Regions from separate parts of the Homo sapiens genome. Here region 2 is linked to region 1. A link is an interaction called in ENCODE POLR2A ChIA-PET data of the cell type or tissue named here. Cell type or tissue: OCI-LY7. All regions are shown on one strand. Each heading gives the region's core, and the rest is flanking DNA. Links, peaks and the distances in the headings are about the cores only.

Region 1 (8,390 bases), core at 72-8,071:
TTGTGCTCCACCCCTGGATTCAATAATTCAGAGATGACTGGAACTCTAAATTATTGTATGAGGTAGGGAATTCACACAACACTTTGAGAAATACTGCAGATTTAGAGTAATGTAAGGTTCCACAGAAATTGGAGGTCCTAATGAATGACAATATGAGTATGTTAGCAATAATGACTTATTCAGGCTGTCTCAAGTAATGGAGATTTATTACAAGGCTGTGTGAGTCAATAAGAGACAGAAGAATCCCACAGAAATCCTAGAGCAGTAATCAAAGCACAGACAAGTCCCATGCAGACAGAAATCACAGGATCCATCTCTAAAACCAGATTATTTTGGTAATCCCTCAGTTGCAGTTTGGAGACTCTTTAAGAGTGGTATTCCACCCTTAACATGATTCGGCTATTCTCTTGATCTCTACTTCCCTTGGGGGCATTTTCCCCTACTTCTGTCATTGCCAACTAAATTTTCTTCACATTTCCCAGTTCTGATGGCCAAACTCAGAAAGAATCCTATTTCTTTGTCATCATTTGTCACCTCCTGCTTGGGCAGCTTAGCTGCCTTTGGTCCACTGCAAAGCAGAAGAGGAATACAAGGTAATATGGAATAAAACTTCCATACTCAAGAAATAGCCCAGTCACTCTGCTTGGCTGGAAGTGTGGCCAGGGCAGTTTCTCATAGATTTGAGGGTGTGGCAGGCATTCCAATGTTTCCTGACTAATACTTGAAAGAGAAAGATACAACCTGAGGGTTGAGGGCTAATCATCTTTGTGCCAGTGATGCTAGTGATTTAGTTATTGAACACAGTAATTTCCAAAATACCTACTGAATCAGAATATCTAGGGCAGGTATCTAGGAATCTTTAAAATCATGAAGTGATAGAATCATTTTCCATGTGAGCTTGGAAGATAATTGAAGGGTTTTTGTTGTTGTTGACATTCTCTTTCTTTTTTTATTTTTATTTTTGAGACAGTGTCTTGCTCTGTCATCCAGGCTGGAGTCCAGTAGCACTATCTCGGCTTACTGCAACCTCCGCCTCCCTGGTTCAAGCAATTCTCTTGCCTAAGCCTCCTGAGTAGCTGGGACTACAGGCATGTGCCACCACACCAAACCAATTTTTTTTTTTTTTTTAGAGACAGGGTTTTGCCATGTTGGCCAGGCTGGTCTTGAAATCCTGACCTCAGGCAGTCCACCCGCCTCAGCCTCCCAAAGTGCTGGGGTTACAGGCCTGAGCCACCGTGCCCGGCCTTGTTGATATTCTCTCTTCAAGGGACCAGAGTGTTAAATATTTTTAAAAGCCTTCATTTCCTATTTTATGTTAGTATTATTGTTATAGAGAACAGAAAAAAAAGTTGCTGGACTAATATAAATTTAAATTGTTTTAAATTTATAAATGTATAGTTTTTTTAAAAAAATTACATTTATAAATTTATTTGAAGAGTTTACTGTGAAGTCAATAATTAAAAGCTAGTTAAATGTAAGCATTTGTTTAATGCTTCGGTTTCTAGTTTTCTGTCTAGGAGGTAATATGCCCAAGATTCTTTTTGAAAGTATCTGGCCAGTGTAGGACAACAAGACAATCTTTCAAGGCTCCAGGCTAGTTAACTGTTTCTCTGCTTTGCATTGACTCAAATTCTAAGAGCAAGACTGTGGTAAAATACAAAGGGAGAAACTAAACACACAAAAAGCAAAAGCAGGAGAGAGAAGAGGCTAGAAAGGAATGTTGAAGGAAGCAAACCATGTGCAGGGTAGGCTAATGATTCTGTAGTAAGAAATGCCCTCCAATTCTCAAGGACTTAGAACAGAGATTTCTTTTCCACTTATGCTACACTGGGACACTTGGTCATCATGGCAGAGAGAAAGCAGAACATAGCGAACCACTGGCTCTCCAAACTCCTGCCAGGGAGTTCACACACGTCCTGTTCACTCACATTTTACTGGTCAAAGCAAATTACATGACTGATTTCCTCAGGAAGGGGATATATAATCCCCGTTTAGGAGAAGCACCACATAAAGGGTACCAAATATGAGTCAGTAGTAGACAGAATACCTCATAAAGACCACAGTCTTATATGGGATTATTTAAAATTACATTTAACCTTATTTCAGCATGACTACTTTGACCAAATTATTTGCTGTCCCCAGCTTCAGCATAGGACATAAGAAAGTGAAATAATATCAAGTGCTACTGCGGCCACTGTTGTATGAATATGAGCGTAGTTTTGTGCCAACCTGTCCTCGAGATATTCTCTCTTATCTCATTGGCTCAACTTGAAGCGTGTTCCCTTTACTGAGGGGAATATTAGGCACTGATTTGCTTAGACAAATGAGCAAAAATCTCTATGAACACATTTTTCTACAGCTAGAACAATTTCCCCTTGATAGAATTTCATTGACTTTTCAGATAGGAAGTCATGTGGTGTCATGTGGGGCTTCTGCTTTATAAATGCTAAACATTTCTAGTATGATGTTAGTTCAGTCTTATGGACATTGTAGCTGTGTCTCCCAACTTGTGTTGCAGCCATGTGATTATAGGGTAGGGGATGATTGAGTTCTTATTTTCAGAGATTACCTCTGATTTGCTTATTTAATCAGGCAGTTCTATGGCTCTTTTCACAATAATTGCCAGGTCTAAGCAAATCGGTGCCTACTATTCCCCGGGCTAAAGGGGAATATGCCCAAATTGAGCCAGTGAGATATGAGAGGTTACCTGGGGGACTCTGAAAAAGAAGGTCCTGAATCCTTGTGAGAGAACTACCAGGTAGATAACCACCCATCGTGGTTTGCCTGGGACTGCAACATTTCCCTGAACATAGAAATTTCAGTGCAAAATCCAGGACAGTCTGGGCATACTGTGATAATTTGTCACAATAGCTACCGGAACTGAACGCTTTCTTTCCTTCTGGGCACTGTTATGTGCAGATGTGAAGCTTGTGACTTCTGAGGACATTTTGCCATAAAGAAGGAAGCTAGCCTTATAATGAAGTTCACAGAGCAGTAAGCTACTAGAAAAATGAAATTGGGTACAGTATTAGGCCATTCTTGTGTTGCTATAAAGAAATACTTGAGACTGGGTAATTTATGAAGAAAAGAAGTTTAATTGGCTCACGGTTCTGCAGGTTTCACAGGATGCATGGTGCCAGTATCTGCTCAGCTTCTGGGGAGGCCTCAGGGAGCTTTTACCCATGGTGAAAAGCAAAGAGGGAGCAAGCATGTCACACGTCAAAAGCAGGAACAAGAGGGAGTGGCAGGGTGGGGAGTTCTACACACTCAAACAACCAGATCTTGTGAGTTCTCACTCACTATTGCAAAGATAGCACCAAGCCATGAGGAATCCACTTCCATGACCAAACACCTCCCCTCCCACCAGGCCCCATCTCCAACATGTGGGTTACTTCTCAACATGAGATTTGCACGGGGACAAATACCCAAACTATATCAGGTACATTAAGATCTTAAAAATGCCCTGAATCAGGCCGGGTGCGGTGGCTCACGCCTGTAATCCCAGCACTTTGGGAGGCTGAGGCAGGCGATCATCTGAGGTCAGGAGATCGAGACCATCCTGGCTAACACGGTGAAACCTTGTCTCTACTAAAAATACAAAAATTAGCCGGGCATGGTGGCGGGCATCTGTAATCCCAGCTACTCGGGAGGCTGAGGCAGGAGAATCGCCTGAACCTGGGAGGCGGAGCTTGCAGTGAGCCGAGATCGAGCCATTGCACTCCAGCCTGGGCAACAGAGCAAGACTCCGTCTCAAAAAAGAAAAAATTCCCCTGAATCAAATTAGCTCTAAAGCTTCCTTTACCTCTGTCTTTTCAGTTAAATAAGCATATATATATCTTCTTTTTTGTTTATGCTAATTTGAATTTAGTTTCCGCTATTTACAACATAAGGATTTCTTAGGGACACAGTCTTGTGGCAGAAATTACTAGTTGACCCTCAAAATCATTCTTCCTCTTTCAATGGTAACAGCATCCTCAACTTTTAAGTGGATATAACTGCCCAGAATATAAATACATCTCCAAGTCTTTCTTGTGGCAAGGTGTAGCCTTGTGAGTATGTTCTGGCCAAAAAGATATAAGCAGAAATATTATGTACAGCTTTCAGGACGTGTCCTTAAAAGCACACAGAAGAACTGTGTGCTTTCTCCTTTACCCTTCCTTCTTCCTGAGATGGCTGGAGCTATGTTACAACCATTTTAGATCATGAGAGAAATAGGAAGAAATCAAGGTCACTCATGGCAGAACATCAGAAAGAAGGAACCTGGGTTTCTGACACAATGAAGCACCATATCCAACTTGGGGCACTTACTTCCTACTTTATGTAAGAGAAAAATAGACATATATGATGTAAGCTACAGTTATTCTGGGTTTTTCTTTTTTCATCATTCAAAGCTGAGCCAAATCCTAGCTAACACTAAACCTTATATATGTTTCATTATGTACTTTATTTAAAAAAATTTTTTTTAGACAGGGTTTCAGTCTGTCACCCTGGCTGGAGTGCAGTGGCACCATCATGGCTCACTGCAGCCTCGACCTCCCAGGCTCAAGTGATCCTCCTGCCTCAGTCTCCTAAGTAGCTGGGACTACAAGTGCACACCACCATGCCCAGTTAATTTTCTTTTTTTTTTGTAGAGACAGGGTTTCACCATGTTATCCAGCTGGTCTCGAACTCCCGAGCTCAAGCAATCTGCCTGCCTCAGCCTCCCAAAGGGATAGGATTACAGACATGAGCTACTGCACCTAGCCTCACCATGTACTGTTTGCTGTTGTTGTTGTTGTTTGAGACAGAGTTTCACTCTTATCACCCAGGCTGGAGTGCAATGGTGTGATCTTGGCTCACTGCAACCTCTGCCTCCCAAGTTCAAGCAATTCTCCAGCCTCAGCCTCCCGGGTAGTTGGAATTACAGGCGTGTGCCACCATGCCCGGCTAATTTTGTATTTTTAGTAGAGACAGGGTTTCTCCATGTTGGTCAGGCTGGTCTCGAACTCCCAACCTCAGGTGATCCGCCCGCCTTGGCCTCCCAAATTGCTGGGATTACAGGCGTGAGCCACCACACCCGGCCCTCACAATGTGCTTTCTTATAAGTCAAACTCTACCAGGTAACTTATAAATCGTAAATGAATCCCACTCCAAATTTCTGAATTATTCCAGTTTTTATGTGACATTTTTGATGGGATAAATGAGCATTAGTAGTAAATGTGCTATATTGAAAGAGAAACACAAAAAATGGGAGAATGAACATGAATGTATTATTTTTCTAATATATTGAGTGTGGGAGTCTTAAACCTTCCAATTATTAAAAGGGTCAATGATGGATCCAGTAGTTTAAATTATAATGTTAATATTTGGGCCTGGAAATATATTTTTAAATTATTTATATTCAATCAGCTTTAAAATATTGTAAAACTAGAAAACTGTAATTCAAATTATCTTCTTGTAACATCACTGCTTTAGGAAGTTTCTAGTTCCAAGTAAGATGGAGTGAGCAAATCCCAACCTATCTCTCCTACTGAATGTAGCTATTAACCTGGAAAGAATGCATGGCTCCCAAACTTGAGGACTGAAAAGTAAATCGAAACAGAAAGGTTGGAGAAGAAGGCATGAATATGAAGTACCACTGAACATGCAGAGAGCTTACCATTTTTTCCCCTCTGATATCCCTAGTCTGGACTTGTGCAGCCCAAAAGCCTGAAGTCCAAATCAGTGTGGACAGAAAGAGCTCCAGGAGAAGGCTTCTAGATCTGGCTTGAGGGGTGGAAAAAGAGTTTCCTAATATACAGACAAAGTGGGGGAAATCTCATGTGCTTTGTTTTTTGTTTTGTTTTGTTTTTCTTTTCTCCATTCTCTAGCACCCAAACCTCAAGTAATCCTATAAAAGCAGAAGTGAAAATGACATTAATGGTAAGAGGAGCAGGCAGGTGCCTAAAACTTTGAGAAAAGAGAACTTTCCTCTCTGATCAGAGGTGCTGTGTTCCCAAAAATCAGAGTAGGGTAAATGGCAAACCCCCACTGCTTTCTTTTTTCATCTCTGTCCTCCCACTGCCTCGCTCCAGACATAAGCGTAGTTACGGAAAGTGAACAGAAAAGTAGCGTATGTACTTGGCTGGGCACAGCAGCTCATTCCTATAATCCCAGCACTTTGGGAGGCCGAGGTGGGAGGATCACTTGAGCCCATGAGTTCGAGACCAGCCTGGGCAACACAGTGAGACACTGTCTCTACAAAAAATACAAAAATCCGTTGGGTGTGGTGGTGCGTGCCTGTAGTCCCAGCTACTCAGGAGGCTGAGGTGAGAGGATCTCTGGAGCCCGGAGGTCAAGGCTGCAGTGAGCTGAGATTGCACACCTCAGCCTGGGCAACAGAGAGAGACTCTGTCTCAAAAATAAAATGAAAAACAAAACCCAAGTTTTCTGATCAGAGAACTATAAAAGGGAGCCCCAAGGAATTGGGATAAAACTAGGAAATTGAGTAGAGGAAGGAGCAAAAGTTTATGATTTCTGAGGTAACTCCCAAGCTGTACATGTGTGGATCTGATCCTCAACACTGTACCACAGGCTGTGAGAACTGAACTACACAGTTCCTGCCTCAGACCTTGACTGACCACTGGGTCAAGAACATTCAGGACTGATCCAAATAACACTGCAAAGCCTTTAAAAACAGAACTGATATTAAAATTACAACCTAGAGAAGTCTAATTGGAGTTTACAGTCTAATCCCAACCTGACTGATTATGGCTAACACAAAAATGTCAACATTCACTCCAGGATTTAAACAAAACCTCTAGTCTCGTAGCATAATATTCAAAATATCCAGGATACAATCTAAAATTACTCAGCATTTGAGAAACCAGAAAAATCTAAACTGGGAAAAGATAATTGATAGACACTAACACTAAGATGACACAGATGTTGGCATTATCTGACAAAGACATTAAAGTAGGTGTTATAAAAATATTCCAAAACATCCTTGAAATAAATGAAAACATAAAAAAAAGAAAGTCTTGGCAAAGATTTCCCTTTTTTTTTTTTTTTTTTTTTTTTTTTAGGACAGAGTTTTACTCTTGTTGCCCAGGCTGGAGTGCAATGGGGCAGTCTCAGCTCACTGCAACCTCCGCCTCCTGGATTCAAGCAATACTCCTGCCTCAGCCTCCTAAGTAGTTGGGATTACAGGCACCTGCCACCAAGCCCAGCTAATTTTTGTATTTTTAGTAGAGATGGGGTTTCACCATGTTTGTCAGGTTAGTCTCAAACTCCAGACCTCAGGTGAGGCTGCCCACTTCAGCCTCCCAAAGTGCTGGGATTACAGGCGTGAGCCACCACACCTGGCCATGATTTCCTATTTCTATTGTATTCAGTTTTTCCATTTGAGAACTGAAAAATACAATAGCCAAAATTTAAAACCCACTGGATGGGCTCAGAACAGAATGGAGATGGCAGAGGAAAGAGTCAGTGACCTAGAAGGTACATAATAGAATTACTGATCTGAACAACTGAGAGAAAAAATTACTTAAAAAATAGGAAGAACAGAGCCTTGGGGATCTGTAGGATAGTACTAAAATGCCTCACGTAAATTATTAGAGTCCCAGAGAGGAGAAAGACTGTGATGTAGAAAAAGGTTTTTGGCCAGGCACGGTGGCTTACGCCTGTAATCCCAGCACTTTGGGAGGCCGAGGTGGAAGGATCACCTGAGGTCAGGAGTTTGAGACCAGCCTGGCCAACATGGTGAAACCCCATCTCTACTAAAAACACAAAAATTAGCTAGGTGTGATGACACGTGTCTGTGATACCAGCTACTTGGGAGGCTGAGGCAGGAGAATCACTTGAACCTGGGAAGCAGAGTTTACAGTGAGCCACGATCATGCCTGTTGGGAGCTGAAAAGGACAAAGAGATCGTGACCACTGGAGGCTATATGATCAAACAGCAAACTGTTTATCATGAATGCAGGATGTGAGCAAACTCACGACTGTGCCTGCTGCCAGGAGGTTTGCTGAGGGCAATCACTCCCTGGCACCGGGCTCCTTGAAGTTATCTACTGGGACAACTAGAGCCTACTGTTCAAGGAATGTGGTCTTGCAAGCCTACTCTAGACCGAGCAGCTGACCTCTTCTTCCACACCCCCACTTGTCTCTATCTCTTTTGCCAAATAAATACGGAGGGCTGTTCAGGACCCTTGTCCACTACAGGCAAGGTGCCCTCTGACCCCTTCTTCCAAATATAATCTTTTGTCTTCGTCTTTATTCCCACGTTCGCCTGCCTTTGTTCAGTCCACCACGGATTGAGATCGGTTACAATGCCACTGCTCTCCAGCCTAGGCGACAGTGAGACTCCGTCTCAAAAAAAAAGAAAAAAGAAAAAGGCGTTTGAAGAAATAATGCTTGAAAACTTCTCAAAT
Region 2 (8,390 bases), core at 321-8,320, 180 kb before region 1:
CGGGGTTTCACTGTGGTCTCGATCTCCTGACCTCGTGATCTGCCTGCCTCGGCCTCCCAAAGTGTTGGGATTACAGGCGTGAGCCACTCCGCCCGGCTCATCTTCTTGTTCTCTTGATGCCCCATCTTTTTAATGGGTGCATAGCATTTCATTGGGTGCCTTATTTAACTAGTCCCCTCTTAATGAACATTTATGTTGTTTTTTTCCAGTTTTTGCTATTAAATGTTACAATGGATAGTTTCTAGTAATCACATTTGAATATCTGTGTACATATGTGTGTGAAATAAATTTCTTGGCCCCGTGAAGTGGCTCACGCCTGTAATTCCAGCACCTTGGGAGTCAAAGGCAGGAGGGTTGCTTGAGGCCAGGAATTCAAGAGTAGTCTGAGCATAGTAGCCAGACCCTCTCTTTACAAAAAAATATTTTAAATTAGCTGAGTGTGCTTAACAATGGGGATAATAAAAGAGGAAGAAGAAAAGGAAGAGAAAGAGGAAAGAAGAAGGAAGAAGAAGGAAGAAGAAGAAGAGGAAGAAGAGGAAGAAGAAAAATTAGCTGAGCATGATGATGTATGCTCTAGTACCAGCTACTCCAGAGGCTGAGGCAGGAGAATGGTTTGAGCTCAGGAGTTCCAGACTGTAGTGAGTTATACTCATTCCACATGCCCCACACACCAGCCTGTGAATGTGAGACCTTGTCTCTAAAAAAACAAAAAATAAATTGTTGTAGCCAACTTGTTTTCCAAAACAAAGTAGCACCTTCAAATATAATTGATAATTTATTATTTATTTCTGAGCACTTCTGTGAGGTGGATAAATAACACATTCCAGTTAATTTTCAAGATTAACAATAGGCTAGAGATCACTTGTACATTATTATATATTTCACTATAACCTGAGACCCATAGTGGCTCAATCAAGAAATATTTATTAACTAGTCAACTATGGACACAGCTTCTAAAACTTCCTATAATTTGTATTCAATAAAAAGTGTGCTGGGCGCGGTGGCTCACGCATGTAATCCCAGCACTTTGGGAGGCTGAGGTGGGCAGATCACGAGGTCAGGAGATCGAGACCATACTGGCTAACATGGTGAAACCCCGTCTCTACTAAAAATACAAAAAATTAGCTGGGTGTGGTGGCAGGCGCCTGTAGTCCCAGCTACTCAGGAGGCAGGAGAATGGCGTGAACCTGGGAGGCGGAGCTTGCAGTGAGCGGAGATCGCACGACTGCACTCCAGCCTGGGCGACACAGCGAGACTCCATCTCAAAAAAAAAAAAAAAAAAAAGGAAGGGGGGCAACAGATATCACACCATTGCACGCCAGCCCAGGAAACAGAGTGTAACCGTGTGTGAAAAAAAAAAAAAGTGGGCTGCAAACCCCATGTAGAGTGATCATATAATTGGCTGGGTGCAGTGGTGCACACCTGTAATCCCAGCACTTTGGGAGGCTGAGGCAGGTGGATCACCTGCAGTCAGGAGTTTGAGACCAGCCTAGCCAACATGGCAAAAACCCATCTCTACTAAAAATACAAAAATTAGCCAGGTATGGTGGCACATGCCTGTAATCCCAGCTACTCAGGAGGCTGAGGTAGGAGAATTGCTTGAACCCAGGAGGCAGAGGTTGCAGTGAGCCAAGATTGTTCTACTGCACTCTAGCCTGGGTGACAGAGTCAGACTGTGTCACAAAAAAAAAAAACAAAAAGAAAAGGACAGTGCTCCAGCTCTGCTAAGGGACAGACTGCTTCCTCAAGTGGGTCCCTGGCCCTGGTGCCTCCTGACTGGGAGACACCTCCCAACAGGGGTCGACAGACATTTCATAAAGAAGAGCTCCGTCTGGCCTCAGGCCAGTGCCCCTCTAGGAAGAAACTACTTCCAGAGGAAGGAGCAGTCAGCAATCTTTGCTGTTCTGCAGCCTCCACTGGTGATACCCACGTGAATAGGGTCTGGAATAGACCTCCAGCAAACTGTAGCAGACCTGCAGAACAGGGGCCTGACTATTAGAAGAAAAACTAACAGACAGAAAGCACAACACCAACATCAACAAAAAAGACCCTCACAAAAAATCCCCATCCAAAGGTCATCAGCCTCAAAAATCAAAGGTAGATAAATCCACGAAGATGAGGAAAAACCAGCCCCAAAACACTGAAAATTCCAAAAACCAGAATGCCTCTTCTCCAAATGATTGCAACTCCTTTCCTCTCTAGCAAGGGCACAAAACTGGACCGAGAATGAGATTGACAAATTGACAGAAGTAGGCTTCAGAAGGTGGGTAATAACAAACTCCTCTGAGCTAAAGGAGCATGTTCTAACCCAATGCAAGGAAGCTAAGAACCTTGATGAAAGGTTATAGGAACTGCTAACTAGAATAACCAGTTTAGAGAAGAACATAAATGACCTGATGGAGCTGAAAAACACAGCATGAGAACTTCATAAAGCATACACAAATATCAATAGCCAAATCGATCAAGCGGAAGAAAGGATATCAGAGATTGAAGATCACCTCACTGAAATAAGGTGTGAAGACAAGATTAGAGAAAAAAGAATGAAAAAGAACGAACAAAGCCTCCAAGCAATATGGGACTATGTGAAAAAACCAAACCTACGATTGACTAGGGTACCTGAAACTGACGGGGAGAATGGAGCCAAGCTGAAAAACACACTTCAGGATATTATCCAGGAGAACTTCCCCAACCTAACAAGACAGGCCAACATTCGAATTCAGGAAATACAGAAACACCACTAAGATACTCCTGAAGAAGAGCAACCCCAAGACACATAATAGTCAGATTCTCCAAGGTTGAAATGAAGGAAAAAATGTTAAGGGCAGCCAGAGAGGAAGGTCAGGTTACCTACAAAGGGAAGCCCATCAGACTAACAGCAGATCTGTCTGCAGAAACCCTACACGCCAGAAGAGAGTGGGGGCCAATATTCAACATTCTTAAAGAAAAGAATTTTCAGGCTGGGCGTGGTGGCTCATGTCTGTAATCCCAGCACTTTGGGAGGTCGAGGCGGGTGGATTATGAGGTCATGAGTTTGAGACCAGCCTGGCCAAGATGGTGAAACCCCTTCTCTACTAAAGATACAAAAAAATGGCTATACTGCCCAAAGTAATTTAAAGATTCAATGCTATTCCCATCAAGCTACCTTTGACTTTCTTTGTAGAGTTAGAAAAAACTACTTTAAATTTCATATGGGACCAAAAAAGAACCTGTATAGCCAAGACAATTCTAAGCAAAAAGCACAAAGCTGGAGGCATCACGTATCTGACTTCAAACTATACTACAAGGCTACAGTAACCAAAACAGAATGGTACTGATACCAAAACAGATATATAGAACAATGGAGCAAAACAGAGACCTCAGAAATAACACCACACATCTGCAACCATCTGATCTTTGGCAAACCTAACAAAAATAAGCAATGGGGGAAAGGAGTCCGTATTTAAGAAATGATGCTGGGAAAACTGGCTAGCCACTTGCAGAAAACAGAAACTGGACCTCTTCCTTACACCTTATACAAAAATTAACTCAAGATGGATTAAAGACTTAAATGTAAAACCCAAAACCATAAAAACCCTAGAAGAAAACCTAGGCAATCCCATTCAGGACATAGGCATGGGCAAAGGCTTCATGACTAAAACATCAAAAGCAATTGCAAGAAAAGCCAAAATTGACAAAGGGGATCTAATTAAACTAAAGAGCTTCTGCACAACGAAGAAACTATCATCAGAGTGAACAGGCAACCTAAGAATGGAAGAAAAGTTTTGCAATCTACCTATCTGACAAAAGTCCAATATCCAGACTCTACAAGGAACTTTAACAAATTTACAAGGAAAAAAACAAACAACCTTATCAAAAAGTGGGCGAAGGATATGAACAGACACTTCTCAACAGAAGACATTTATGCAGCCAACAAACGTGAAAAAAAGCTCATCATCACTGGTCATTAGATAAATGCAAATCAAAACCACAATGAGATACCATCTCATGCCAGTTAGAATGGTGATTATTAAAAAGTCAGGAAACAACAGATGCTGGCAAGGCTGTGGAGAAATAGGAAAGCTTTTACACTGTTGATGGGAGTGTAAATTAGTTCAACCATTGTGGGAGACAATGTGGCGATTCCTCAAGGATCTAGAACCAGAAATACCATTTGACCCAGCAGCCCTATTACTGGGTATATACCCAAAGGATTATGAATCGTTCTACTATAAAGACGCATGCACACATATGTTTATTGCAGCACTATTTACAATAGCAAAGACTTGGAACCAACTCAAATGCCCATCAATGATAGGCTGGATAAAGATAATGTGGCACATGTACACCATAGAATATTATACAGCCATAAAAAACAATGAGCTCATGTCCGTTGCAGGGACATGGATGAAACTGGAAACCATCATTCTCAGCAAATACAGGAACAGAAAACCAAACACCGCATGTTCTCACTCATAAGTGGGAGTTGAACAATGAGAACACGTGGTCACAGGAAGGGGAACATCACACATAGGTCGGGGGTAGGGGGCAAGGGGAGGGAGAGCATTAAGACAAATACCTAATGCATGCGGGGCTTAACACCTAGAGGATGGCTTGATAGGTGCGGCAAACCACGATGGCACATGTATACTTATGTAACAAACCTGTACATTCTGCACTTGTATCCCAGAACTAAGAGTAAAATAAAGAAAAAAAAGAGTGATCATATAATTTCTCAAACATTTAAAAAGCAGGCATAACACATAACAGGGTCTTTCCCAAACAAAACAGGACTTACGGTTACCTTATATGTAAAATGCCATTTTTTTTTTCTTTTTAGAGATAGGGACTTGTTCTGTCACCCAGACTGGAGTGCAGTGGCACAATCAGAGCTTACTGCAACCTCCACCTCTTGGGCTCAAGTGATCCCCCCACCTGAGTCTCCTGAGTAAATGGGACTACAGGTGTGCACCACTACGCCTGGATAATTTTTCTTGCTTTTGTAGAGACAGGGTCTTGCCATGTTGTGTGGGCTGATCTCTAACTCCCAGGCTTAAGCAATCCCCCTGCCTCAGCTTCCCAAAGTACTGGGATTACAAGCTTGAGCCACTGTACCTGGCCAAGGATGTATTTTTAAGTGAAAAAAGATGCAAAGTTCAAAACTTTTTAAGATGGTACGTTCTGTGTAAAAATGAGGAGAATTTTGCTTACATCTGCATAAGGAACTGCGGAAGCACACTCCAGAGAAACAAGGTAGAGTGCGAAATAGTGGGAAATCTTATGTTGTTTTTTTTTTTCTTTTTTGAGACAGAGTCACCCTCTGTCACCCAGGCAGGAGTGCAGTGGCACGATCTTGGCTCACTGCAACGTCTTCTTCCGGGGTTCAAGTGATTCTCCTGCCTCAGCCTCCTGAGTAGCTGGGACTACAGGTGCCTGCCACCATGCCGGGCTAATTTTTTGTATTTTAGTAGACACAGGGTCTCACCATGTTGGCCGGGCTGGTCTCAAACTCCTGAGCTCAAGCGATCTGAACATCTTGGCCTCCCAAAGTGCTGGGATTATAGGCCTGGCTGGAAATTTATGTATTCTATTTTTACTTTTTAAGATGGAGTCTTGCTCTGTTGCCCAGGCTGGAGTGCAGTGGCATGATCTCGGCTCACTGCAACCTCCGCCTCCCAGGTTCAAGCAATTCTTGGGTCTCAGCCTCCCCAGTAGCTAGGATTACAGGCATGCGCCACCACACCCAGCTAATTTTTGTATTTTTAGTAGAGACGGGGTTTTACCATGTTGGCCAGGCTGGTCTCGAACTCCTGACCTCAAGTGATCCACCCTCCTCGGCCTGCCACAGTGCTGGGATTACAGGCATGAGCCACCATGCCTGGCCTTATGTATTTTAGATTGTGAATGTATTATACTGGATGAAAAAAATTACTAGAGAAACTCTACAAATACAAGATTGAGGGGGACATCAAGGAATGACTGCTTAAAAAATAGCTGAGCATCGTGGTACACACCTGTAATTCCAGCTACTTGGGAGGCTGAGGCAGGAGGATCGCTTGAGCCAATGAGTTTGACGCTGCAGTGAGCTATGATAGTGCCTCTGCACTCCAGCCTGGTTGACAGAGCGGGACCTCATTTCTTAAAAAAAAAAAAAAAAAAATAGGCCAGGCGCGGTGGCTCACGCCTGTAATCCCAGCACTCTGGGAGGCCGAGGCGGGCAGATCACGAGGTCAGGAGATCGAGACCATCCTGCTAACATGGTAAAACCCCATCTCTACTAAAAATACAAAAAATTAGCCAGGCTTGGTGGCGGGCACCTGTAGTCCCAGCTATTCTGGAGGCTGAGGGAGGAAAATGTCATGAACCCGGGAGGCAGATCTTGCAGTGAGCCTAGATCATGCCACTGCACTCCAGCCTGGGTGACAGAGCGAGCGAGACTCCGTCTCAAAAAAAAAAAAAATAAAATAAAATAAATAAATAAATAAATAAAAATAAGCAACAAAAAAAATGAGTACCAGGATTCCAGTTGGGGTGATAAAAAAATTTCTGGAACTAGATAGTGATGGTTGGACAACATTGTATTTAAAGCCACTGAGCTGTACACTTTAAAATGGTAATCTGTATTTTATGTACATTTTGCCACAATAATAATAATAAAAATAATAACTAAAAATAAGTGCACAAAGGGCCGGGAACGGTGGTTCATACCTGTAATTCCAGCACTTTTAGAGGCCAAGGCAGGCAGATCACCTGAGGCCAGGAGCTCAATACCAGGCTGGCCAACATGGTGAAACACTGTCTCTGCTAAAAATACAAAAAATTAGCCAGGCCTGGTGGTGCATGCTTGTGATCCCAGCTACGTGGGAGGCTGAGGCATGAGAATCACTTGAGCTTGGGAGGCAGAGGTTGCAGCGAGCAGAGATCACGCCATTGACTCCAGCTTGGGCGACAGAGGGACACGCTGCCTCAAAAAACGATAAAAAATAATAATAAAAATAAGAGCACCAAACATACATACACATACACAAATATAGATTTGTTATCTTCAGACAGAAAGAATCCATCCTAGCCTAATCTATTATTTTGTAAATATCTCACTAATAGATTAAGGTGTGTCCACAAATCTCTTAAGCGAGCAGACAGGTTAAATTAGCTAGTATAGATAAAACTTAGTATTAGAAACATTCACAAGGGCTGGGCATGGTGGCTGACACCTATAATCCCAGCACTTTGGGAGGCTGAGGCAAGCAAATGGCTTAAGCCCAGGAGGTCTGAGGCTGCAGTGAGCCACTGCACTCTAGCCTGGGCAATAAATGGAGAGCCTGCTTTATCCGCCACTCCCCAACCCCCACAAAAGGAAAAAAAAAAAAAATCCACAGGTATATGACAAATGCAAACAGAAGTTTCAAGGTTTATAAAGAACCTTAAAAAAAAGAAAAGACTACGAAAGAGTCAGAATTTACCAGTTCTATTTGTACAGAAGAGGAAAGAAGTCATCGAAATGGAAATAGATCATGGCTGGGTCTGGTAGCTCACACCTGTAATCTCAGTACTTTGGGAGGCTAAGGCAGGTGGATGACTTGAGGCCAGGAGTTTGAGACCATGTTGGCCAACATGGCGAAATCTTGTCTCTACTAAAAATTAAAAAAACAAAAATAGATCCTGGTAGAAAAAGATAAAATAGTAGGCTATATTTATGTGACAGGACAGTTTTTTGTGATGTTAATTTATTAATTGTAGCAGTGTGTTTTGCTCACTACAGTATTTCTCAGCCCCCACACAACCCCGCTCGCCCCACTCTACACAGGTCCTTTGTGTCTAGGTCTTTTGTAATTCCCTTCCTAGGAATTTTGCAAGAGGGAAAGCCAATAGCCGCTTAAAGCCAAACGCTCTTCCGGTCTTTTGTAAAAGTGTTAAAACCAGTGGAGAAAGGGAGGGAAGAAAGAGAGAGCTATCTGCCTGGGAGAGGAATGAAGTGGGAGTGGGGAAGACAAGGAAGGGTCCTGGAGTCTCATGAACTTTATTACTATTTTGGGGACCCAGGGAGGGGTAAAGACTTTAGAGTGGATGCTGGTGTTTAGGACCTCAAGGTGTTCTGCTTGGGCAAAAATGCCCACACCCCATGGAATAGAGTACTATTGCATGGTAGGGGACCACATGGCCTAAGGCCGGGATTTTTGGGCATTACAGGCTAGAAATGTGAGCTCTTCTGGTATCCCAGGTACCACATAGGCTGCCCTCAACAGTGATTGATTATTACATTCCTATCACTTTAGTTGAATGGAAGCCCAAATTTGGGAATAAAAGTAATATTTTCTTATTTTACATATGTGCTAATATTCATACTCAATATATTAGCTTCCTATGAATATCTTTTTGGAAATTTGATTGTAGTAGGCAGAATAATGGCCTCC

The links. ChIA-PET counts read pairs that join two places held together with the same protein. Peaks named below come from ENCODE experiments on the same cell type or tissue, not always from the same donor. Only the 100,000 strongest peaks of a DNase experiment are listed, where the experiment ranks them.
Region 2: POLR2A ChIA-PET joins it to region 1 with 19 read pairs; 5 of 35 experiments call an interaction of 5 or more read pairs at or near these places.

Annotation. Positions count from the first base shown.
Region 1 is chr2:61,770,264-61,778,653 of GRCh38, forward strand. No RefSeq gene overlaps it. Among named protein-coding and RNA genes, the nearest start is that of FAM161A, 80 kb to the right of the region's middle. In OCI-LY7, for the core only: no CTCF peak of the experiment used is centred there; DNase peaks (open chromatin) are centred at 4,268 and 5,898; H3K4me3 peaks cover 848 bases; H3K27ac peaks cover 1,384 bases.
Region 2 is chr2:61,589,963-61,598,352 of GRCh38, forward strand. No RefSeq gene overlaps it. Among named protein-coding and RNA genes, the nearest start is that of XPO1, 56 kb to the left of the region's middle. RefSeq lists enhancers at 6,737-7,301, 7,866-8,390. In OCI-LY7, for the core only: no CTCF peak of the experiment used is centred there; no DNase peak of the experiment used is centred there.